Linked DNA regions of Homo sapiens: all the other regions are linked to region 1. A link is a loop called in an ENCODE intact Hi-C map of the cell type or tissue named here. Cell type or tissue: CD14-positive monocyte. All regions are shown on one strand.

Region 1 (5,000 bases):
TTTCTCTACCTACGGGGAAAATAGCTTTGATTGTGGGTAGAAAAAAGAGGAATATGGTAATTTTAGTGTTTGGAGGAATGTAATAGCACTAAACTTGGGGAGGTAGAAACTAGTAGGTTGTAGGTTGTAAGGAAGGTAAAACGGTACCAATAATTTTTGCCAATTTAAAAATGATAACCAAGTGTACTGGTTAATTTTATGTGTCAACTTGACTGGGTTAAGGGATGGCCAGATAGCTGGTAAAACATTATTTCTAGGTGTCTCTGTAGGTTGTTTCTAGAAGAGATTAGCATTTGGGTTGGTAGACTGAATAGGAAAGGTCACCCTCACCAGTGCAGATGGGTGTCATTCAATCCATTGAGGGCCTGAGGAGAACAAGGAAAGGCAAATTTGCTCTCTCTGAGCTGGGGCATCTATGTTCTTCTGCCCTTAGACATCAGTGCTCCTGGTTCTTGGGCCTTTGTACTTAGACTGGGACTTATATCATTGGTTCCCCTGGTCCTCAGGCCTCCAGATTTGAACTGGTACTATACCATCAGCTCTCCTGGTTGTCCAGCTTACAGATGGCATACTGAGATTTTGCAGACTTCATAACTGTGTGAGCCAATTCCTATTATAAATCTCCTTTTGTATATCTACATATATCCTATTGGTTTTTTTTCTCCAGGGATCCCTAACTAACACACCCAGGGTTGGTCCTATGTGGTATGAAGGCAGTGCTGTGTTGATATATGTAAGTGTGTGTATAGATATGTTTTTAATAACATTATTATCTGCATGCGTAATTTTGTGTCTTCCTTTCTAAAGTTTTCACCTTATACTTCCTTTTCTTGTGTTGTATGAACCAGAACTTCTAGAGTAATGTTGAATAACAGAGAATGATAGTTGGATTCCTAGCCTTGTTCCTGATTTTAAGGTGAACATGCCCAGAGTTTTAATGTTCAATGTAATGCTTACTTTTGATTTCTGTTAATAATCCAGGATTTAAATGACACACCCATAACAATAAAGTATACTAAGAACTTTTATTAGAAATGGCTATTGAATTTCATAAAATGTCTATTAATTAGTCAAAATTAATTCATTTCTATTTATTATAACTTTTGCATAAATTTCATAACTTTTTATATGTACATATACTTACACACGTGCATAGTTTTTGCAGATGCATAAATGTGTGATGTATGTACTTTTTACATCCTTATCCCACCTTCTCCCATATCCCAGATTAACAACCTTAAATGTATCCTTCTGTACTTTTCTGATAATAACGTATTTCTTTATATATGTATATTGTATGCACACTTTTGCATTTTGCTTTTCTCCTTTAACAATATTTCGTGGAAATATCTCCAAGTTAAACAGATGTTACATTTTGGTCCTGCCCTGCTATTTATTAACTGTATGTCCTTGAGTAGGGTAAGTAAGTTTTCTGGCACAAGTTTTTCTACTTAAGAGGACAACTATTCCTTTCTCCCAGGACTACTGTGAGAACCAAATGATATCATATATATAAAGCACTAAACATGGAACCTGGCAAATCGTAGGCTCTAAGCAAGTGTTACCCAATCTCATATCCAGTACAGGGAGGGCAAACCTTTGTCCTTTCCCATTTGGCAGTTATGGCCTCTGGGCTGAAGATTTGTAACTCTGCCAATGCCTGAGCACCTGTGGAGGGTCTGGAAGGATCCCTGGGTGTTGGTTTGGTTCAGAGCAACAGTGGTGGAGCCCCATGACCTGGTTTTGAAACCATGCATCATCACTTCCTAGCACGGACAACTTTCTAAACCTCTCTGTGCTTCCGCTTCCTCATTTGTAAAATGGGAATAAGAGTACCTGTCTGTTACTCCTATTGTGGGTGTAATGAAATCATCCATGTGACACACTTGGAGCAGTGCCTGATACATTGAAAGCCCTCAATGAGTATAAGTGAGTGAAGTGACAGGGCACAAGATTTGAAATCAATTGGCCGAGCGCCACCATTTTCTGGCTGTTGGACTTTGAGCAAGTTATTATTGCCATCAAAAGTAATTGCAAAAACCACAATTACTTTTGCACCGACATCACACAAGCTGACTAGATCCCAGTCTTCATCTGTGAAATGGGGCTAATCCCCACTTTCAAGCACTCCTTTGAGAGCAAATGAAGGTTATGAATGAAGGTGGTGCTCAGAGCAGGCTGCTTCCCTGCCAGGGTTATAGTCCAGCCAATGGACTGAATGTGCTTGGCTGTCCTAGGACTGTACCCAGCCTTCATAATTCTCTCAATTCCAAACACAGGCCTGCCAACGAACGTTTAGAACCCAAGTTCACTGTGAATTGGGACATGCCTGCATCTCATCTGTCCATTCTCTTCAGGTGCTGGGGTCATGCTTTGCTCTCAGCAGGCATTACCACTTCATTTTGTTTCTTTCCTGTAAAGGGGAATACATATTTTATTTAAAAGTTACTCATCTTGCTCTCTGGGGCATGGACCTATTGCTAGTTCAGTAGGCTTTGTAGGATGACTGTGATGTGTGTTTACAGTTAGAGGAAGTGGGAATGGGACCAAGATGAGGACGATGTATATGAATTTCAGCTGACTTTCTTGCCCTCTGCAGGCTATTGCAATCCTCCAAGGACATCAGTTTCCTTTTCAAATCTCTGCATGGAAACTCTCTCACTTCCTTCCTTCTAAAGCAAAGCTATACACACACACACACACACACACGCACACACACACGCACACACACACACGATAAAAATAAAAATGCAGCTTTCCAGGCAGGCATCTCCTTCAATGCAAACACAAAATCCTCTCAAGAGAACAATTCATGGGGCAGACATCATCACATCAGACAATTTGTCCATCTCTTCTTGCTGAGACTTACTTGCTACTGTTGGCAGTACGGTAATTCAGTACGTTTGCTCTAAGCCTGTGCATAAAACTGTTTAAAAAATTTAAAAAAAAACCTTGTCCCTTACACTGCATTGCACGCATGCCTATGGGGCCAGTTCATGATTTATTTTTATTTTTTTTCAGAAAAGAAACAAAAGCATTTGCACAGCTGTGGGTTTGGGGAATTAAGTATGATTCAGCAGTACCCTCTCCTGGCCTCTTTGGGAACTGTAGAAAGCTCTGAGGTGAAGGAATCTTGGGATTTCAGAGGAGGAAACCCGTAGAAATAATTGGTTTCTTTTCTTTGTAATCCATAATAATATGAGATATCGCACTCCCACCTTATTCAAGGATGTTTAGTTTCATGAAACATTTCTCCATATTTCAGTAAATTGTAATAATCCTGTTACTTTTTATAAAATTTTTTGGCAACCCAAGTGAACAAATAACCGCATTTCTGTGCATGGTCTCCGGAGTCATTGGAATATTCCATCCGGGCCACACTTCTGCCTGTATCCATTTAGGTGGCACAATTCCAAGAAGTGGTGCCCAGTTCTGCTCTTTTATTGAAGAAGATTCTGTCATTCATTGACTGGAGTGAGTATCGATGAACAGAACAAGTTCTGTGTTCAACCACAGGCAGTTCCATTTTGAATCATTTTTCCATGCTGTGGATACCAAGTATTTGTACTATGTGTAAAAGGAATTAAGCTGGCTAACTTCAAGGAGATCAAATGCTCTGTTTTCTCTATCAGACATTCTGAATAATTAAGTGTTATCTTATATCCCTTACATAAATGACCGAGCTTCCCATACCTGGAACCTAACCAATTTTGTAATTTGCACTAAGGTGATACTGTTTTCTTCCTTTGGTGTCTGAAAAGGCACATCAGGGTCATTATCAGTTTTTTAAGGAAAACTGATAATGTTTTGCTAAAATAGGCCGAAGTGCTGCTGATTGATGGAATCCCCAGAGCAGAGCACTGATTTTTCAAAATTAGTAAATAAAAACACTTAAGCAGTTGGGCCAATTGGAGAGCACGTGCATATGATGGAAAAATAGGGAGTCAAATAAATGGATTCCAGCCTCTGCCACGTGCTACTTTTTAAGCCTTAGATTTCTTTTTTCTTTTTCTTTTTTTTTTTTTTTTTGAGACTGAGTCTCACTCTGTCGCCCATGCTGGAATGCAGTGGCCCGATCTTGGCTCACTGTAACCTCCACCTCCCGGATTCAAGCGATTCTCCTGCCTCAGCCTCCTGAGTAGCTGGGATTACAGGCACTCACCACCACACCCGGCTAATTTTTGTATTTTTAGTAGAGACGGGGGTTCCACCATGTTGGCCAGGCTGGTCTCGAACTCTTGACCTCAGGTGATCCATCCGCCTTGGCCTCCCAAAGTGCTGGGATTACAGGCGTGAGCCACCGTGCCCGGCCAAGCCTTAGATTTCTTATCTGTAAAATGGAACCGCTATGAGGATTAAATGAGACAATGTGTGTTAAATTCTTAGCACAGTGTATAGAAGCTTACTTAATAAACATCAGTTCTCCCACTCTGTGTCATGCAGGAAAAGAGAGAAAAGTTGAAACAGTTTACAGTTGATAAAGCTTGAGTTGTGGAATTTGAATTAACTCAGCAGTCCCCAACCTTTTTGGCACCAGGGACCGGTTTCATGGAAGACAAATTTTCCACGAATGTAAGGGGTTGGAGGAGGGATAGTTTTAGGAAGAAACTGTTCTGCCTCAGATCATCAAGCACTGGATTCTCATAAGGAGCGCACAACCTAGATTCCTCGCACGTGCAGTTCACAATAGGGTTCCTGCTCCTATGGGATCTAATGCCGCTGCTGATCTGACAGGAGGCGGAGCTCAAGGCAGCTCACCTCCTGGTGTGTGCCCGGTTCCTAATAGGCCTCAGACTGGTACCTGGGGTTGGGGTCCCCTGAATTAACTGATAATGTAACTTTTAAAAGTGTAGTGGTGCCGGGCGCGGTGGCTCACGCCTGTAATCCCAGCACTTTGGGAGGCCGAGGCGGGCGGATCACGAGGTCAGGAAATCGAGACCATCCTGTCTACGGTGAAACTCCGTCTCTACTAAAAATACAAAAAATTAGTCGGGCGTGTT
Region 2 (5,000 bases), 51 kb before region 1:
TGATGATGATGGAGTAAAAAAAGTGGAGAAGCCGATGGTATAATACATTGTGCTAGAGAAATTGCTTCTTTGATGTATATTCTAGAAACTAGAGTTCTCATATAGACTAATCTTGGATTTCAAATCTCTGCATGAAAGAGAAGAAGCTAAATCCATCTCTTATCTCCTTTCAACTTCTCCAAAAACCGGAATGCCAAAGTTCTGATGACCTGACATATACTTAGTGTTATGTAAACATTAAAAGGACTTAATTTTTGTTGTTTGTAATATCTTTTTTTCTAACCACAAAGTAACACATATACATTCATAAAAATGGAAAATACAGATAGGTAAAATAAGAAAATAAAAATTTTATGTAAAAATTATGTAAGCATCACTAAGATGTTACTATATATAATTCTACGTATATTTTTGGTTTAATTTTACAAAGCAGATCATACTCTAAATATGATTTTCTAATCTGATTTTAAAATTTATATATCATGAAGGGAAAATACACTTTTAATTAAAAATTGTTGAGAGTTGAAAGTAAGAGATCCTTCCTAATAGTGCCTTCTTATCTCTCAGGTGAGAAAAACTCTGATGCAATTATATAACTGAAATAATTCACATTTAGGCAGCATCAGAGCCAGGCCTATAACTAAAACCTCCTAAATCTTGGGTAACTACTTTATGCATTTTACAGGTGTCCTTTCTTACTTTTCATATGCTATGACTAAATCCAGTGTGATTAATTGGAATTAGAGAGCATGAGAAATTCTTATCTTCCTCTTATGTCCTTTAGCTTGGCTAAATGTTTGCTGGAAAACAGTGGGTAGGATCGATTAACACAGAATTTATTGAAAATATTTTAAAGAAATAATTTGTACATTTTGTGATGAGTTTTCAAACTTTAAAGCTTCAAATTGAGGTCTCTCTGCAGGAACGACACGATTTGAGGCATTGAATCTTGGTAACATCTCAAACTGCTATAAATTTCTAAAAAGTTGTTATCTGACTCAGTGTCAACAGAAACATGATTAAATCTAAGTAAGAATTTCCTTTTAGGTTTGCGACTTCAAAAAACCATTTATGCTGAAGAAATTTGAGTTAAAGGCTCTAAAATAGATTCAATGAATCTTATCAATCAATCAATTTTATTTGCTAAATTTAGTACTAGAGTGACATTATCTGTACATTCTTTGTATAAAAACATCTAGCAGAGCACTTTTTTGGGGTTTTGTGATATCAAGAGGTTTTGGGAATTTTAGGAAAGTTCCACCCACAATAAAAACCAATGTTCTCTTATTGCTGATTAATTCTGTCAGATGGGTCAGAATCGATGCTTCTTTGAATACATGCAAATTATCCTTCATTTAAAGTTTCTGTTTTGTCTTTCTTCCTTTGTTTCATTTGTTTGTCATTTCTCTTATTCTTCTCATTTTCTTCTTTACTCTCATTCTCTTAAAATAAAAATCTTAAGGATTTCACTTATTTTTTTCAGTTTTTCTTTGCTACAGGAGATAGTGAAATCAGTGAGTAAAATCAGGTTATACAAATGGCATTCACTTACATAGACATTTTATGATGTTAAACTAAAAAAAAAAGCCTGGTTATTTGGAGGGAGATTCAGATAATTTGGAAGTGATTTATTTTCTCAAACGGAAATAGTGATTACAAATGATGAGAAAAAGAATTGCATTTATTTGGCAACATGATCATAAACTTGCTTACTGAATTTATCCTATAAATCAGGATAATAAATTCCAGTGGCAAACATTTAATTTTTAAACATCATAACTTCCTTTAGCTTTTTTTTGTGAGCTTAAAATTCCAAATAAACTTACTTGTTCTCATGCTCACAATTGTCTATTTTATCCAAAGGATGAAATGCAGGAGATGCATTTGATGGAAGCTTCTTGACCTGCTTATATTTTAAGAGCACAGGAAACACATGTTTCTGGTGTTTTCTACTTGTCAGCATTTCTTAACCGATGGAACAGAAATGTCCAGAACTACAAAGTTCAAACTTTGCATGTGGCAAGAACTTTATGTGATCAGACTGAATCTAAATAATGTTGAGAAATAACAAAAATATAAGCAATGGATTTCTAAGCAGACAATGTCATTGCCATGACATGGTCCTATTAGGTGCATACAGAAACTGAGCTCTATGCGTGTGCCAGACAAAAACCAAAGAGCTTCGGTTTTAATTACAGTGCATTACTCTTATTACCCTCAACAGGTTCTGACGTGACCATGTAAATACAATTATTTAGTTTCTTCCTTATGGCTGAAGTGTTGGGCCAGAGATTTTCCTCTTAGAACATAATCTGTGAAATGGGTCTACTAAGGAAAGCTACTTAATGTAACCAGCTCCTTCTAAATCATATTCTCCTAAAGCACACCGGAATAATACAGTTCATTGGGCCAAAGTTTTCTAACATGGCTTCCCTCCATCTCATTTAGTTAGTCCACAGCTGAGTAACCTGTTAGAAAATTGTGCCCAGCAGAGGGCAGAGCCAGTGATCCATATCTCAGATTCTGGCTGGTGATGGTTCAGTGTGATGTGGGATCAGAATTGCAGATTATGAGAAATAACCAGAATCTTTCTTCCTTGCCTCAGCCCATGGAGGATGTGTCCACCAGTTCATTCTTTTGACACTTGGAAAGAAGTGGAACGTGGATTCAGATTTGGCCAGATTACATTCAGAGGAGAGTAAAACATGGCCAATAATACTGTAAGACCAATGGTGTGCTTTCTGAGACGGTGAATGCCTATAGAATCTGTCAATATGACCGTATTTTTGCGTGTGTGTTGTAAAGTGCATATAACATAAAATCGACGATTTTAACCGTTTCAAAGTGTACAATTCAGTGGCATTTCGTATATTCACAGCATCATGTGACAGTTACCACTATGCTGCTCCAGAGCGTTTTCATTACCCGAAAAGGAAATCTCATACCGCCAAGCAGTCATTCCCCATTTTCCCCTCTCACATTCCCTAGCAATCAATAATCTGCTTTCTGGCTCTACAGACTTGCTTATTCTAGATATTTCATATAAGTGGAATCGTACAATACGTGTCCTTTTGTGTCTGGCTTATTTCACTCAGCATAATGTTTTCAAAGTTTACCCATGTTGTAGCATGCACCTTCATTCCTTTTTATGGCTGAATAATATTCCGTGGTGTAGATAGAGTACATTTTGCTTATCCATTCATCAGTTGATGGACACTTGGGATGTTTCCACTTTGGCTGTTGTGATTAATGCTGCTATGAGACCATATGTATATGTTTTTTTACTTAAATGATTTGCTGATTTGTGTTTGTGGGTACCCAAGACCTAGCAGGAAGTTTGGTGGGGCTGGGTTTGAAGTTGCAAACTGGGCAGAAAACTAGAGCCAGAAGCCATGCCAGTTCAAGAGGTTCTGGGGAAGATGGTGAATGATGGTAAAGGCAGTGAGAAGAAAATCACATTAGAGTCAAGGGCCCTTGGACTCTCATCTTGGTTCTGCCACCAGCAGACTGTGTGGGTGATTTGGGTAAATCATTTCACCTTCCTGGGCCTTCATATTCTCTCTTTAAAATGAGACAGCAGAACTCACTAACATTTCTTCTAGCTCTAGGAGTCAGTGCCTGCCACAGACTGTGCAAACACCCTGTATTTCTTGTCACCTAACACACCCTTTTCCAGCATCACAGCTGCTATCACTCACACTGTAAACAGTATAGGTACTCTTTTTCTATATTTTCTGTGCTCAAGGTTTGGGCTTAACCATTTCCTCTGAACTGGAAGTATGAAGAGGGTCAGGGCCTGGCATCATTGAAATGTGGCAGTCGCAGCAGGGCCCAAAATAACACAGCTCAAAATATGAAAGCAATGTCTCTGTAACCAAGAAACTGAAATAAATGCTCGAGGCTGAGATTATATCAGCCACAAATATCATGGAAGAAATGGGTTCCATCAAATGTTTGGCACTTCCAATGTTACTCTTTATAGATAGCTAGCAAGTTTTGGGGTGTAGGTGGGTGGTTCATTCAGCATTAAAGATGATTTGTAGTCCATGTCCAAGATTTCCTTCTCCTTGCACTAAGACAAGAAAATATTAGTGATTTGTGAAGTTTCTTCTTTTGTAAAATGGAAATGGTACTGGGTAATCTCAGCTCGTTCTAAATAGAAATCAGGTACACTCCTGAATGTACCATTCAGGTGGGGTACATTGTGGGGAGGGTGTCGTGGGTCAAATATGGGACTATTTACCCTTCCCTTTCTGTTTATTTCTCCTTGACAATGAAAGAATAAGATCTGAATATGAGACCCTGGGCAAGTCAATTGCCTTCTCAATATCAGTTTCCTGATCTGTAAAATAAGAAGCTTACCTATTTTGAAAGCATCTATTTTTGGCTTTTGATAAAGCCACTTACTTAAATTTATTTGTGGCTGGCTGTGTTACAACAGGGCTGAGGGATTAAGAAAAAAGACAAAATCCAACTTTAATTTTACTTTTAGGAGTGAGAAGCTAAGGACATTGACAGACAATCAGAGATGATAATGTCTAAAATTCAAAATATAATAACAGAACATTATCCATAAGTGGAGATAAGATATTCAAAAGATGTAATCATATAAAGAGCTTAGGCAATTAGAACACAGATTCCCTGTACAAATCGCTTTGTGACCACAGTTAACTTATTATTATTATTATTATTATTATTTTTGAGACGTCTCGCTCTGTTGCCCAGGCTGGAGTGCAGTGGTGTGATCTCAGCTCACTGCAACCTCTGCCTCCCAGGTTCAAGCCATTCTCATGCCTCAGCCTCCCGAGTAGCTAGGACTACAGGTGTGCGCCCCCACGCCCAGCTAATTTTTCTATTTTTAGTAGTGATGAGGTTTCACCATGTTGGCCAGGCTGGTCTCGAACTCCGGACCTCAAGTGATCTGCCCGCCTCAGCCTCCCAAAGTGCTGGGATTACAGGCATGAGCCACCATGCCCAGCCGACTTATTATTTATTCATTC
Region 3 (5,000 bases), 94 kb before region 1:
AGTGTTGACTTCCGTCCTCCTAGACGGTGGCTGGAGTCCTAGCCATTGTGCCTGTTTCATGCTGGAAGAAGGAGGTAGGGGTCAAAGGCGAAAGGGAGCATGACGGATGAATTGACATCTCCCGCTCCTACCTTTTAATGAACTGTCCCAGAAACCCCACTCAAGCACTGGAAGCTTACATCTCGCTGGACAGCTTATAGTCATGTGGCCACCCCTATCTGCAGGGAGCCTGGGAAACAGATTTTTAGCCGTGCTCATTGCTGTCGCCACCAAATCAAGGTTCTGTTAATAAAGTAAAAGAGGAGAACAGATATTGGCTAGGTAACTGGCAGGGTCTCCCAGATGTCCCAGGCACTTCACATTTTTTAAAAGTTGTATTTTATTTTTTACTGTGGTAAAATATACATAACATAGAATTTACCATTGTAACCATTTTTAAATGTACAGTTCATTGGCATTACATATATTTACAATGTTGTGCAACCATCACCATTATCCACATCTCAAATAGTACACTGTACCTGTTAAACAGTAACTCCTTCCTCACTGTCCTGGCTCTCAGACACTGGGAACTTCTCTACTTTCTGTCTCTATGAAGTTAGTACCTCATGAAAGTGAACTCATACAGTATTTGTCCTTTTGCGTCTGGCTTATCTTGCTTAGCATAGTATTTCCAAGGTTCATCCAGGTTGAAGCATGTATCAGAGCTTCATTCCTTTTAATGGCTGGATTACATTCTATTTTATAGATATATCACATTTTGTCTATCTATTCACCTGTCGGTAGACATTCGGGTTATTTCCAGCTTTTGGCTCTTGTGGATACGCTGCCAGGAATGTTGGTGTACCAGTATCTGTTTGAGCCCATGCTTTCAAGTCTTTTGTGTATATACCTAGAAGTGGAATTACTAGATCTTGTGGTAATTCTGTGTTTAACCTTTTGAGGAGCTGCCAGTTGCCCTTTACATTTTGTATTTTATGTTGTTTTTACAGACTTGTAGTTGTTGAAGCCAACGTTGGAACTGATCTAGAGGGGCTGCCTCCTCTGGATCCAGGTGACTCTCTAGCTGGTTGATGCTGCCCACTGTATCTATTCAGGGATTTCTGTTCAATATATGCTGAAGTGAGCTGGATGGAATTATCCCTATTTTAGAAATGAGAAACAAAAATAGGAGGCTAAGCCAGCGATATACCCCACTCTACCCTTGGTAACCAGAGCTCCACTAATCAAACTTCTGGCTCTGCCCTTAGGAAGGCTCACCAAGTGCTTGTGGGCAGTCTTATTGGGCCTGTAGTCGATTTCTTTGATCAGTCTGGACTTGTAAAGACCACACCATGAGGTTCCAGACAGTAGCTATTTCCATTCCCATGCTCACCCTCAAACCAACCTGTCACAAATTCAACAGGGAGAGAGAAGATGAACTTTGTTCATTTTGGGCCCCTGTGATAGTTCAAAGTGAGACTTATCATAGTGGTTAAGAACATGGCAGACAGAGCCAGGTGGCTTGAGCTCAAATCCCAACTCTACTGTTTTCTGTGTGACCTTCATTGAAATTATTAAACTTCTCTGTGCTCAGCTTCCTCATCTGTAAATTGGGGATTAATAACAATGCTTTTGCTTAGTTCATATGGTTGTTGTGAGGATTACCTGAATTAACATGTAGAAGCAAGTACTTTAGGAAGGTACCTGCACCCTGGAAGTGCTCTGTAATGGGGGGGTCAAGGTAGTAGTGTTGACATTTTGATTATACCTAAGAAATGGAAATTCTCTCTCTTTCTCTCTCTCTTTTTTTTCTTCTTTGAGACAGAGTCTCACTCTGTCACCCAGACTAGAGTGTAGTGGCACAATCTCAGCTCACTGCAACTTCCGCCTCTTGGGTTCAATCGATTCTCCTGCCTCAGCCTCCCCAGTAGCTGGGACTACAGGCGCGTGCCACTACACCTGAATAAAATTATCTTAACAATAATAGTTAATAGCAAAGTGACCATGGATCACCACGGAAACTTTGGAAATTAGAAAAAAAGAAAAAAAAAGGAACCAATTTAGGAGGACACACATGAATACATGGGGAAGCACAGCTGGATGGGTTGAAAATTCATTGGACCATTTTGGCCCAATGTCACAGGCTAGAAAATGCTAGCCACTTGGCATCTAAATTTGTTTCACTTCTGAATTGAGTGCATGGCACCATTGTGAGGATTCATTAAAGCAAAGATCAGGCTTGATAAACTCTTATCACTAAACAAATATAATCAAGACTTAGAGCTATAAACTGAAGTAAACCCTGCAGCTCTGATAGTCACTGCCCAGACTGATTTGGTGTTTGTGGCCAGGTCTTGGCACTAAAACTGAGGGAGACTGTGGAAAACATGGAGGGAGTTCAGAGGCCAAGGACAGACATGAGGAAGAGTTGGAATTCTTATTTATTTATTTAGAGATAGGGTCTCGCTTTGTGGCCCAGACTGGAGTGCAATAGTGTGATCATAGCTCACTGCAGCTTCAACCTCTTGGGCTCAAACAAGCCTCCTGCCTTAGCCTCCTGAGTAGCTGGGACCACAGGTGTGTGCCACCATGCCCAGCTAATTTTTTTATTTTTATTTTTTGTAGAGATGGGGTCTTACTACGTTGACCAGGCTGGACTTGAACTCTTGCTCTCAAGTGAATTGCTTGCCTTGGACTCCCAAAGTACTGGGATGACAGGCATAAGCCACGGTGCCTACCTAGTTGGGATTCTAATGTAGTGCATGTGTACCAGATGTCGCTCACTGAAGATGGGACTGGGATGATTGCACCAGGATGTGAGGAATTGGGCTAATTTTCATATAGCATGGAATTTAAAATGCCAGAAAGTGTTTTTGAAAATGGTGAAATCTGAGTCCTCCTCTATGATTATCCAACTGTAATAGGGAAGTGGAAGCTACACTACCAGTACGGCGGTTGTTGCAAAGATGGATGGACGCGAAGCTCCCGCCGTGAGCTGTTTAGACCTGATTCTGTGAGGTCTGGAACTAGGTATTTACTTAGCAGTCACCTTCTGCCATCTATGGGTTTATATGTTTCATTGCAGTTACAGGGGAGTAGGCTGTGATACCATCAGACACAAAGCTGATGTTTTTGTTAAACTAGTCACACCTCCTCCTTTTTGTCCACAAAAGCCATTTTTCATTTTTTCAGTATGTTTGTTTTCGTTTTTGGTAGATAAAACACTTTTTGTGATGATAAATAATTATTTCTTTGGAACAAGGGGGGAAATTTGTATTGAGACATGCATGAGGAAGGACCTGGGTGCCTGGATTCCATTTGTTAAAGTGTTTTTAATAGCCAGGAAATTCTTCCCTCTGCATTAAAAGACGAAGCCATCATTTTGAAATATCCTGTGAGGCTTGCATTTTCCCTCAGGTTACAGGAAAAGGGGACCAGGAATTGCAGTGATTTCTGCTTTCTATTGTTCTAATGCTTTATTTTTAGCATCAACTAGGGTAGGGAAAGCCACTGATTGTGACAAAGGAAACCGGGAAGTGCTGTGAAGGGCAGGACAGATAGGTGGGCAGTAGACATAGGAAATCAGGGAGGACTTTTTAGAGGGAATGAGGTGGGCTCTGGGTTTGAAAAGAAATGAAAGTCACAGGAAGAGGGGATACGCTGCTGGAAAGGACCACCTAGGTGCTCCTTATGTTCTGTGTCTGCAGTTCAAGAGAGTTTCATGCAGAAAGAGGACACAGTTTCCCACAAGGCTGCCTCATAGCTAGCTTCTTTCCTTTGAATCTCCATGTCTATTTCACCTGCCTGTTTCCATGCTAAGCTCCCTCTCCTTCTCTCTGGTTCAACCACACGAGTCTCTTTCGGTTTCTGGAAAGCACTGTGGTCTCCATCACTAGGGGCATTTGCATCTATTGCCTGCTCCGCTAGAAACTCTCTGTGCCCTGGGAACTCCTCTCCATTCCTTATATCTCAGCTTAAAACTCACTTCCTCAAAGAGGCGTTGCCCATTCCCTTGGATTGGCTCTACGTGCCATGCATCATATTCATACTTTTCAGGAGCTCAGATTCCGTGTCCAACATCAGCCTTCTTTCTATTGCAAGTACGGCACTGTGCCTGCATCCCCCTTATCCAGGAAGAGGCACCCATTGGAGGAGTCAAGAGGGGAAAACAGTAACAAAACTGTACCTATTCCATTATTAAGTTTTCTGTGGAGGTTTATTTTAGAAGCTAGGCTAAAGGTGACCAAATGTGCCAACTCACCAACTCATGGTAGAGTTGAGGGATAGAATACTGTGGGTGTCATTTTCCCAGTACAGCAATGGACTTGGCCCCTGTTTTCTGATTCCTCCCTGGTCCTGTGGGGACAGGAGGGGCAGCACTCTGGGATGCAAGCTCTGTCTTTCCTCCTACCCCCAAGGGTGGAGTAGGATGGTGATTGTGCAGAGAATCATATGGCTGGAGCATGACAAGACCACTAAACTCAGGAAAAAGGGAAGGAGACTTTTCTCCTTCCATTACTTGGGATAAGCTATTTCCCACAGTGCAAGGACGAATTGGAAAGATTAATTATGGTCGCAGTACAACCCTTCAACTTCTTTTTTTTTTTTAATTTTGAAGAAGAGAAATAGAAAAAGTAATCCAAGAGGCTAATTGGGCTGCAGTATTTGGGGAGAATTAGAGAAGATGAGTCCTGGAGAGATGGGTAAGGATCAGGGCTGATACAGAATGCACAAAGCGGGGTCTGGAAGGAGTCCTGGGTTTCAGCTTCTGCGATGTGCTAAAGTGGGGTAGCACAGCTGTCAGGGGACACCTAGCTCAGCTGTTGGTGTCAAGATGGTCCTGGAAAACCACTCCAGAGTTTTCCAGAGAACTGTTGCCTCACATGGCCCTTGGCCATGTGAGTGTCTTGTCAGCACGATTTGAGGTTCATGAGAGAATTGCTTTTGGTTGCCAGCAAGAAGCACCTGGTTCTGCAAAGCTAGGACAAAAATAGGAACTGGCATAGAGGCAAGCCTGG
Region 4 (5,000 bases), 110 kb before region 1:
AGAAAGCAATTTGGTTACATCTTTTAAAACTAAAAATTCATATATCCTTTAATGCAGCAATCCCAACTGTGGAGGACCTATGTCATAGAAACATAAGCAGTAGGCCGGGCGCGGTGGCTCACGCCTGTAATCCCAGCACTTTTGGAAGCTGAGGCGGGCGGATCACGAGGTCAGGAGATTGAGACTATTCTGGCTAACACGGTGAAACTCCGTCTCTACTAAAAATACAAAAAAATTAGCTGGGCATGGTGGTGCATGCCTGTAGTTCCAGCTACTTGGGAGGCTGAGGCAGGAGAATCGCTTGAACTCAGGAGGCAGAGGTTGCAGTGAGCAAAGATCGTGCCACTGCACTCCAGCCTGGGCAACAGAGCGAGACTCCGTCTCAAAAAAAAAAAAAAAAAGAAAGAAATATAAGCAGCAGTAGGTAAGAACATGAATACGAGATGTTTATTTGGCATTGCTCTAGTGATAAAAGACTGGAAATAGTGTAAATGAGTAAAGATAAGGAAATAGATAAATAAGAGTACATTTACATCATAGAATAACATGTAATCATTAAAAAGAATGAAAACAATTGACTCACAGGGATTGCCACAAATTATTGTTGAAGAAGAAAAATCAGATACGTAAAGAGATAAGCATAGTAGGATCCCATGCTTGTAAAGTAACCAGTGTCAAAATCCTACCATTTATCTGATGATTTATGAATATCTGTGTATATATGTATATGCATAAATATGCTTGTATGTGGCTATGTGTATATAAAAAGTACAGAAGGGCACACACTGGTTGTTAACATGAGGTGTGAGGGTGGAGAGTAGGTCAGGATAACTGGATGGACATGAATGTAAGAGATAGAAGAACGTTAGAAAAACAGAGGCTGTTTTAAAAGGGCCCACCATGTGAAATATAATCCTATTTACGTAAAAGGATGTATGTGTGTGTATATTTACATATAAATAAATTTTCAAGCAAATTAAGCAAATAAACAATTTTAAGCAAATCGCAAACACTGTATAGTTTCATCTGGAAATAGCTTAGTAAGAATCTCTAACGTGTCTCTTTATGCATGCTTGTAGTGGTGTTATGAACCAGGAAGAAGGAAAAAGGTGGAAGGATGTCCACTGAATTGTTAGTATGGGTCTCCTCAGGGGGTGGAAGTGAAGTGGGGGGTAGGAGGGATATAATTAGCCTTGCCTTTCTATGTTTTTGAACTGTATTGTTTCACTTGCTGCAATAAGCAGGGAAAACTGGCAATTTGGTCCTTTGGCAGGCCTGAGAATTGGAAGAGCCTTTAGGAATATCTGCCATCTTTTCTCTCGTATTCAAGGCAGCAAGTTTAAGCAATTGTGGACATCAAATAGATAAATAGCAAACTATTAGGAAACTAAGGGATGGCTTTTACCAAACCTGTTAAAGTTAATATTTAATAGTCAGAGATACCACAAAGCAAGATGGGGCAGAGCTCATAAATTTTGGGGTGAAGAATTGTATATATCTCCACCTTCTAAGGAAATAAATGTAAATTTAGAAAATACTTTGTACTAGATGCATTCAAGTAGATATACTTAACTATTCTGCAATTGTTGGACATAGATATTGCCGCCCAGATAATAATGCAATAAATATCTTTCTTGGCTGTCATTAGAAATGATGTTTAAAAAGACTATAGGGTGACCAACCCCTTTTCAACACTAAAGGTTAAGAGAAACAAGAAGTGATAGGTATAAAAGTATCTCCTGCCCTTGCAGAAAAAAGTCTCATGCACAGAAAGAAGACCAAAAGGAAATAGAGTGCACCAGAATACTAACAATGGTTGTTTTTCAAAAGTGATATTATGTGTATTTATAAATAGTTATTTCTATTATTTTCTGTTCTGTCAAACTTTCTGTAATGAGTTTATAATATTTTATGATAAAAGAGAAACCAATAAACCTAAAAAACCCCGAGAAACTTAAAAAATTTAAGTGCAAAAGTTTCCTTTGACAAAAAACATTTATAAGCATGTTGTCAAGGTATTTTAGAGTTCTTTCACTATTTATGGCATTTCATCCATATGTGGACTATTAAGGGCAGAAATACAATATCTTTATTTGGGTCAAAAATCTCTGTATTCAAAAAACAGAACTATAAGGCATTGCAGATAGGAAAATACGAATATGCTCTGAAATTAGTATTTTGGATCCACTATGAGGAAATGCCAGCCTGACATGAAATATTGAAGAGAAGGCAGAAAAAAAAAGCTAGACTATTTCATTACTAATATGACAAAAGCAGAAGCGTTACTAGACCAGCTTTAGAACAGCCCAGCTTCCCCTTTCACTTAATTACTTAATTTCATTCATTCATCCTCACTTATTTGCTCACACAAATATTCATTTAAATATCATATAGTAAGGCAAATTAACCTCTCTGATTGGAAATTTCCTCACAGGTTAAATGGGGACTATTCAGGGGTACTACTTAATTTGCTTAGAGGGTACTTCTGAAAGTAAGGGATAATGAATGTGAAGTTCCTGGCACCTAACAGATACTAAAAAAAAATTAGAACATTGTTGTTGTTATTATTCTTCCCATTAGGTGCCCAGCTTAGTACTAACCACGCTTGGGGAAGGGTTTCACAATAATTCTGGTGAGGAGGAATTGGTGCCACAGCGTGTTAGATGCTACTTACAATTAACAGCATAGAAAACTGTGTGTGGTTTATCCCTAAAAGTAGATTGAGTATGTCTCTACAATTTTTAAATTAATTTTTATCATCTGTGCTAAATCCTTAGTTGAAAGATATCTTTTGTTCCCTGAATCGGTGGCCTGACCTGTATTTTCACTAGCTCTGCCACTGAGACAGGCCATACTCCTTGCCTAGTGATAGCTGAAAAGCTTCTTGCTGGTAAGTAAGTCACCCCTTACCTTTATGTGAGGTGATGACATGGACCCCTTAAATCTTTCCAGAGTCCGTTGGTAGGCTTCTTGGTGGAAACTGCTAGGTGCAAGTTTTTCTGTGAGTACCTGGTAACAGTAACCATGTGTCTCAGTGGCTAATGCATCTTGTGGCCACTTGGAATAGCAACAAGAATCTCCAGATGGAAGGATGCTGCCAATGAGACTTTATATAGTTAAAAGAACATTTGGAAGTCTGGGGATACACATGCACTTTATGTAAATCCAAATTCAATTTAGACTAACACCATGGCCTTCTGGCACCCAATAAGGCAAGGCAACCCAGATGCATGTTCCCATCAGGTGGTAACTCATTAGCTGGAGTAGTCCAAGCTTTCAGTGGTTATGATGAGGGCCCTGTGAGAAAATGCATGCACAGTGCCTAGCATGGTCAGCAGTCAGTAATAGTGACGATTATTTCTGTTGTCAGCATCCAAATCACCATTCTCATGGCTCTGTGGTAATTATCTGATGGCTCAACCAAGAAGGAGCTTGCCTCATTCTAGCCGGTTGCAGGATGAACTTAGTGCCTGGGAAACTGCTTTTCTGGTTATAAAATCAGGTTTAGGGAAAACAGGAGTTGTGGCATATGGAGATATCCTGTTTTTTCCTCCTAACTTGATGTGTGGGCTGTTCTTTTTCTGTCCTAGAAATCATAGTGTTTTAGAATACCTCTTCTTAATGCCCATTCCCCTCTTTTTTGCTGGGATACACATGAGTGCTACATACTTCCACTGAATGTATCCAGATTTGATCAAAAACAGCAAATTGTGGTAAAGCAAAGCACCACGGTTATTCATGAGTCACAGAACTATATGCAGTTCACCAGAGCTGGTAGCTGTCTCAGTTTGGGCCCTCTCTGAAGCAGAGCCTGAAACAAGGACTTGGATGCAGGCAGTTTATTATTATTATTATTTTATTATTATTTTTTTGAGACAGGGTCTCACTCTGTCACCCAGACTGGAGTGCAGTGGCATGATCTTGGCCCACCATAACCCCGCCTCCCAGCGTTAAGTGATTTTCCTGCCTCAGCCTCCTGAGTAGCTGGGATTACAGGTGTGTGCCACCACGCCCGGCTAATTTTTGTATTTTTAGTAGTGATGGGGTTTCACCATGTTGGCCAGGCTAGTCTTGAACTCCTGACTTCAAATGATCCACCCGCCTCAACCTCCAAAGTGCTGGGATTACAGGCGTGAACCACTGCTTCCGGCCCAGGCAGTTTATTTGAGAGGTGATTCTATGAAGCAGGAGTTAAGGAGTGATGAGATAAGGCGGGAAAGGAGGAAAAACTAAGATAAGGGCACATGATGGAGTTTGTCACATTAAGCAAGGGGGCCTTGATTCTCCCCGGACCGTGGAGAAGCATGCCAAATGCCTCTCAGAAGCATCCACCTGAAGGGTTCTCCAGTCACATGCTCTTGAGGATTTCCCTGAGCTTTACTGCTCTGAAATTCTGTGTTTATGCTTGCACATGGTGAGGTGGAATTCAGAGAGAGCCATGAGGTAAAACAAAAACAAAACCAACAAATTAGGGTGAGGGGATCTTCTAGAAAGGTGGAGTAAAGACCTTCAGAAATCTGCTCTTTCATACAAGCAGTGAGAACTGTCCAAATCAACTTTTTCAGAATTCTGGAAATTACTTAAAGTCTTACAGCAGTCTGGGTGCTTACTCAAGAAAAACAGCTGAATCTCAGTAAGAGGAGCAAGACCTGTGGCATTCCAAATTGCCCTAATTCCATCCCACTCTCACAGCTCGGTCAGGCCATGCAAATCAACAACCTTAAAACCGGCAGTTGTGAAAACACAGCCTAGCAGCTACTGCAGGGTGCAGAACAGGCTCGGAGTCCCCCAAAAGCCCATCCCTAGAGAATTTGTCACTATTTGACCTGACAGCTCAGGGCTCGTCTGTTTCATTTGACTCAGAGGTTGTTCCATGCAACCAGCCCTACCCATAGGGCATTTATCAACAATAAGCAAAAGGCAGTTGTTTAACATTGCATTACCTGAGGTGCCATTACAAATTCAGGCTAACAAGAGGCTAAGCACAAAATATAAGAGGA
Region 5 (5,000 bases), 250 kb before region 1:
ACTCCATATCAAAAAAAAAAAAAAAAAAAAAAGTTGGCACTTGTTTGGTATTAAAAGCTCAGGTTTGCAAGTGTCTGCCTTGCATTTAGAGAAGCTTGTGGTATTATCGCTCCGTGTTCGGAATTACCCAAGTGATTCCAGGAAGATTAGGCAAGTTTATTTTATTATCATGCACATTAATTTAGGAATTTGGCTGGAAACTTTATTTCCCTTTTTCTTAAAGCAAATATCTAAAGTTGATCCTTTTTAAATACTACAGCATTCATTTTCCTCAAGTTTCTTAGTATCATAGGCAAATGTAAATCCTGGGTAGTTTGGAGAAATGAATCAAAAAGAAGGAATGAATAAAACACAACAAATTTCATTCAGAATAAGCCTGTGCCTAATGCTTACGTGCAGTGTGGGTAGGGCATAGCTACTTTATTCAAATTATTTGTTGAAGGTCTACCATCTACCTAATCTATATTCTAGTTTCTGAGGATAAAACAGTGAACAAGACAGATCAGTTTCTGCTGTCGCTGATCTTAAATTTTAGTGGGAAGGGCAAATGACAAACAATATACAAATGAATATATAACATGCCAAATAAGGAGGGAATCGAGAGTAATGAAGTGGGGAGGGAGCCACAAGTGCTAATTCATAACTGGTAGGTGGGGAAAAATTTCTGATAAGGCGACATTTGAACAGGGAACTGGTGAGCCATGTGGGTGTCTGTGGCAACTGTACTCCAGGCTGAAGAACATCACAGGCAAAGACCCTGAGGAGGCAGCACAGTGGGCACATTCAAGAGCAGCAGGAAGACCATTATCTTCCTGGCTGGATCAAAGTGAGCCAAGAAAGCACTGGAAGGTGATAAGATGAGGGTGCAGGGAAATCATGTGGGTCCTTACAGACTGAGGTGAGAATTTGGCTCTTATTCTGAGTAAGAGGAATCTACTGGAGGATTTTGAGCAGAGGAATGACATGATCAGGCGTACGTTTTTGGCTATCGTGTGGAAGACATGGTGGGTGGGAAAGTGGGTAGGAGGCTATTTTGATCATTGAAATGAGAGCTCATGGTGGTCTGCACCAGGATAATAGCAGTGACAGTGATGAGAGGTGGTCAGACTCTGGATGTATTTTGAAGACAGAGTTGACATGCTTTGCTGCTGGACTGAACGTGGAGTGCGAAAGAAAGAGAGGAGTCAGGCCGAGGCAGTGGCTCATGCCTGTAATCCCAGCACTTTGGGAGACGAAGGCAGGTGGATCACTTGAGGTCAGGAGCTTGAGATCAGCCTGGGTAACATGGTGAAACCCCGTCTCTACTAAAAATACAAAAATTAGCCAGGTGTGGTGGTGCGTGCCTGTAGTCCCAGCTTCTCTGGAGGCTGAGGCATGAGAATTGCTTGAACCTGGGAGGTGGAGGTTGTAGTGAGCCAAGATCGCACCACTGCATTCCAGCCTGGGTGACAGAGCGAGACTCTGTCTCAAAAAAAAAAAAAAAAAAGAGGAGTCAAAGATGACTCCAATGTATTTACCACTTAGTGACCAGAGAAAGGCTATTTCCCTGGGCCTTTCTAGATGAGAACTGTGGGTGGGATTGTGGAGATAGGAATGAGGGCACAGGGAGACAGGCTATGCATAGAATGGGGATTTCGGTGGGTTGTTTCTTGGTGCATAATTATAAACTGTTTTGCTGTCAGCTACATATTTGGTGTCCTTAGTCTGTAATGATGTTTGGGAAGCCTCAAACCAAACCAAAGCATTTCCTCTGCCATCATGGGGGCCGTTTTAATTGCTCCAGTAGAGAGAAAAATCTTTGTTTAAACAATTGGAAGACAGGCCAAGAAGCTTGAAGTCTTTTTTATGGAAGAGGGAGGGCCAGTTTGAAATTTGCAAAATTCGGAAAGACTGGGGAAAAAACCCACATATTTGTTCACCTTCCCTTTCAACATTAGAATTAGCCCAGCTAAGCTTAAAGGAGGTGGTGTTTAGGCAGTGAACAGGCATTACTGTTTTACACAGCAGGTAATAAATAGATAGAACTCTGTACTCCAAGGATGATATAGATTGAAAATATAAATGTACTTGATAAGTGTTTAGAAAACTTGCAGCTAGTATATATAATAAATTATTGTATAAACTAGGGATTCAGTTATACTCTACCAAAATTTATTGAATGTGTACTTTGGGTATATTATTATGCTAACTGCTATGGCAGATATAGTAATGAATAAAATACAGTCCTGTTGCTCAAGAGTTTCTAATCAATAGGAATGACAACATGCCTCTAAGTATAAAAATTCAGACTCCTCTACACTATGGTAGATTGATTGCATTAACGGCCCCTCCCAGTTTTCACAGCCTTTGCCCTGAACCTTTGTGTTCCCTCCCATTCTGACTCTGGGCTCATTGATGTGACTTGCTTTGGCGCTGGAATGTTAGCAAACATGATGCAAGCAGAGGCTTGAAAAGCGCAGGCGTTTCCTCTTGCCCTCTTGCATGATTGGGTGTGTTCTCTTTTTCACTTCTTCCTTGTCATGAGGACATGACATGCCTGGGCTAACGTACTGCCAATGTGAGGCACATGTGGAGAAGATTCAAGGCCATCCTAAACCCCTCATAGCCCCTGACTCCCAAACACATGAGACAGCTCTGCCAAGATCAGCAGGAGTGTTTCTCAATGCACACTCTGACTGCATATGCCTACATGACCCCAGTTCAAGCCAGAGGAACCATTCTGCTGACCCACAGATTTATAAGCAAGAATAAATGGCCTTTTGAGATAGGGTCTTGCTCTGTCACCCATGCTGGAGTGCAGTGGTGCAATCATGGCTCACCGTAGCCTTGACCTCCTGGTCTCAAGTGATCCTCCCGCCTCAGCCTCCGGAGTAGCGGGGATTATAGGTGGGTGCCACCACACCAGGCATGGCTATTATTTGAAGCCGCAGTTTTGGGATGATTTTTATGCAGCACCACTGCAGCAGATAACTGATACAGGCACTCAAGACTCTTTGCAACTCGTCCCTGCCTTTCTAGCTTCTTGTCCCGCCTCCCCCATGCCTTTTATTTTATTTTACTGAGACAGGGTTCTCCTCTGTTGTCCAGGCTGGAGTGCAGTGGCACGATCTTGGCTCACTGTAACCTCTGCCTCCCGGGTTCAAGCGATTCTCCTGCCTCAGCCTCCTGAGTAGCTGGCATTACAGGCACCTGCCACTATGGCTGGCTAATTTTTTTGTATTTTTAGTAGAGATGGGGTTTCACCATGTTGTCCAGGCTGGTCTCGAACTCCAGACCTCAGGTGATGCACCCGTCTCGGCCTCCCAAAGTGTTGGGATTATAGGCTTGAGCCACAGTGCCTGGCCCCCTATGTACTTTATACTTCAGGCAACTGAGTTACCTGAATTCCTGAAATGGAACATGGTTTCTCATGCCTTTCCATATGTGATGTTTTACTTCTGAAATGTTCTTCACGCCTATCTCTGTCTGGACAACTGTTCTTTCTTCAATTCCAGTGTTGCTCCTCTGGAAAGTCATCCTGACACCCCAGGCTGGGTTCAGTGCCCCTTCCCTGTATCTGTAGCACAGAATGCACACATGGTTACAATTTTTTTTTTTTTTTTTTGAGACAGAGTCTTGCTCTGTCACCCAGGCTGGAGTGCAATGGCATGTCTTGGCTTACTGTAACCTCCGCCTCCCGGGTTCAAGCGATTCTCCTGCCGCAGCCTCCCAAGTAGCTGGGATTGCAGGTGCCTGCCACCATGCACAGCTAATTTTTGTATTTTTAGTAGAGACAGGGTTTTGCCATGTTGCCCAGGCTGGTCTCGAACTCCTGACCTCAGGTGATCCGCCTGCCTCGGCCTCCCAAAGTGCTGGGATTATAGGCATGAGCCACCGCACCTGGCCACGGTTATAATTTAGTATGCTAAGCATTCTCTATCCCCAAGAAGCAGAAGTTCCCGAAAAACAGGGACTGTGTATTCTCTACATCCTGAATACAAGGTTTGACGCAACATAGACTCTCCACACACATTTGCAAGTTTGCAAAGACATTTCTTTACCTTAATGTCACTGAGTTCTAAGTCTCATAGAGAAAGGAGAGATTTCTAAGAGAACAGGGAAGTTTTCACAGAAGAGGCAGAATTTGAAATGTTCCTTAGTTTTAATGGGTGGAGAGGGTTCCAGAGTTGGAGAAGAACATTTTGGGTAGAAGTAACACCCATAGACAGTGGCAATGTGGTACTCTGGTAGTTGAAGCATCCAGTATTATTGCAGTGAAGAATTCATGAGCAGGTGCAGTCAGAGGCAGGCCATTTTGTAGGGGCTTGAATAGCATCTTAAGGTATTGGGTCTTCATTTTGCAGGGCAGTGACACCATAAAGAACCATATTTTCAAGGGTTACTTTGGAAGCAGTGTATAGGGTATATTGGGGGTCAGGAAAGAAGGAGACTGGATATGTAGAACCATCTCTTGACTTTTGGAACAATCCAGACAGAAGGCAATAGTGAAAGTGAGAACGTGTAAAAAGAACATATAGAAGCTGGGCGTGGTGGCTCACGCCTGTAATCCCAGCACTTTGGGAGGCTGAGGTGGGCGGATCATGAGGTCAGGAGTTCAAGACCAGCCTGGCCACTGTGGTGAAACCCTGTCTCTACTAAAAATATAAAAATTAGCCGGGAATGGTGGCTCACGCCTGGAGTCCCAGCTACTGGGGAGGCTGAGGCAGGAGAATTGCTTGAACCCAGGAGGCGGAGGTTGCAGTGAGCTGAGATCGCACCATTGACTCCAGCCTGGGCGACAGAGTGAGACTTCATAAAAAAAAAAAAAAAAAAAAAAAAAAACTTTGGGAGGCTGAAGCGGGCAGATTACCTGAGGTCAGGAGTTTGAGACCAGTCTGGCCAACATGGTGAAACACCATCTCTACTAAAAAAAAATACAAAATTAGCCAGGTGTGGTGGTGAGTGCCTGTAATCCCAACTACTTGGGAGGCTGATGCAGGAGAATCACCTGAACCCAGAAG

The links. Peaks named below come from ENCODE experiments on the same cell type or tissue, not always from the same donor. Only the 100,000 strongest peaks of a DNase experiment are listed, where the experiment ranks them.
Region 2: a loop joins it to region 1, with 1.9 times the contacts of the local background. A loop is called at or near these places in 11 of 110 quality-filtered maps.
Region 3: a loop joins it to region 1, with 4 times the contacts of the local background. A loop is called at or near these places in 38 of 110 quality-filtered maps.
Region 4: a loop joins it to region 1, with 4 times the contacts of the local background. A loop is called at or near these places in 3 of 110 quality-filtered maps.
Region 5: a loop joins it to region 1, with 4 times the contacts of the local background. A loop is called at or near these places in 19 of 110 quality-filtered maps.

Annotation. Positions count from the first base shown.
Region 1 is chr2:203,906,779-203,911,778 of GRCh38, forward strand. No RefSeq gene overlaps it. Among named protein-coding and RNA genes, the nearest start is that of ICOS, 27 kb to the right of the region's middle. In CD14-positive monocyte, CTCF peaks have their summits at 3,099 (motif pointing left) and 3,304; DNase peaks (open chromatin) are centred at 1,753, 2,543 and 3,073; H3K4me3 peaks cover 1,334 bases; H3K27ac peaks cover 2,541 bases.
Region 2 is chr2:203,855,873-203,860,872 of GRCh38, forward strand. No RefSeq gene overlaps it. Among named protein-coding and RNA genes, the nearest start is that of CTLA4, 9.4 kb to the right of the region's middle. In CD14-positive monocyte, a CTCF peak has its summit at 2,539 (motif pointing right); no DNase peak of the experiment used is centred here.
Region 3 is chr2:203,812,441-203,817,440 of GRCh38, forward strand. No RefSeq gene overlaps it. Among named protein-coding and RNA genes, the nearest start is that of CTLA4, 53 kb to the right of the region's middle. In CD14-positive monocyte, CTCF peaks have their summits at 3,065 and 3,270; a DNase peak (open chromatin) is centred at 2,981; H3K4me3 peaks cover 857 bases; H3K27ac peaks cover 296 bases.
Region 4 is chr2:203,794,193-203,799,192 of GRCh38, forward strand. No RefSeq gene overlaps it. Among named protein-coding and RNA genes, the nearest start is that of CTLA4, 71 kb to the right of the region's middle. In CD14-positive monocyte, no CTCF peak of the experiment used is centred here; a DNase peak (open chromatin) is centred at 2,279; H3K4me3 peaks cover 549 bases; H3K27ac peaks cover 1,845 bases.
Region 5 is chr2:203,654,342-203,659,341 of GRCh38, forward strand. No RefSeq gene overlaps it. Among named protein-coding and RNA genes, the nearest start is that of CD28, 50 kb to the right of the region's middle. In CD14-positive monocyte, no CTCF peak of the experiment used is centred here; DNase peaks (open chromatin) are centred at 2,510 and 3,960; H3K4me3 peaks cover 782 bases; H3K27ac peaks cover 3,280 bases.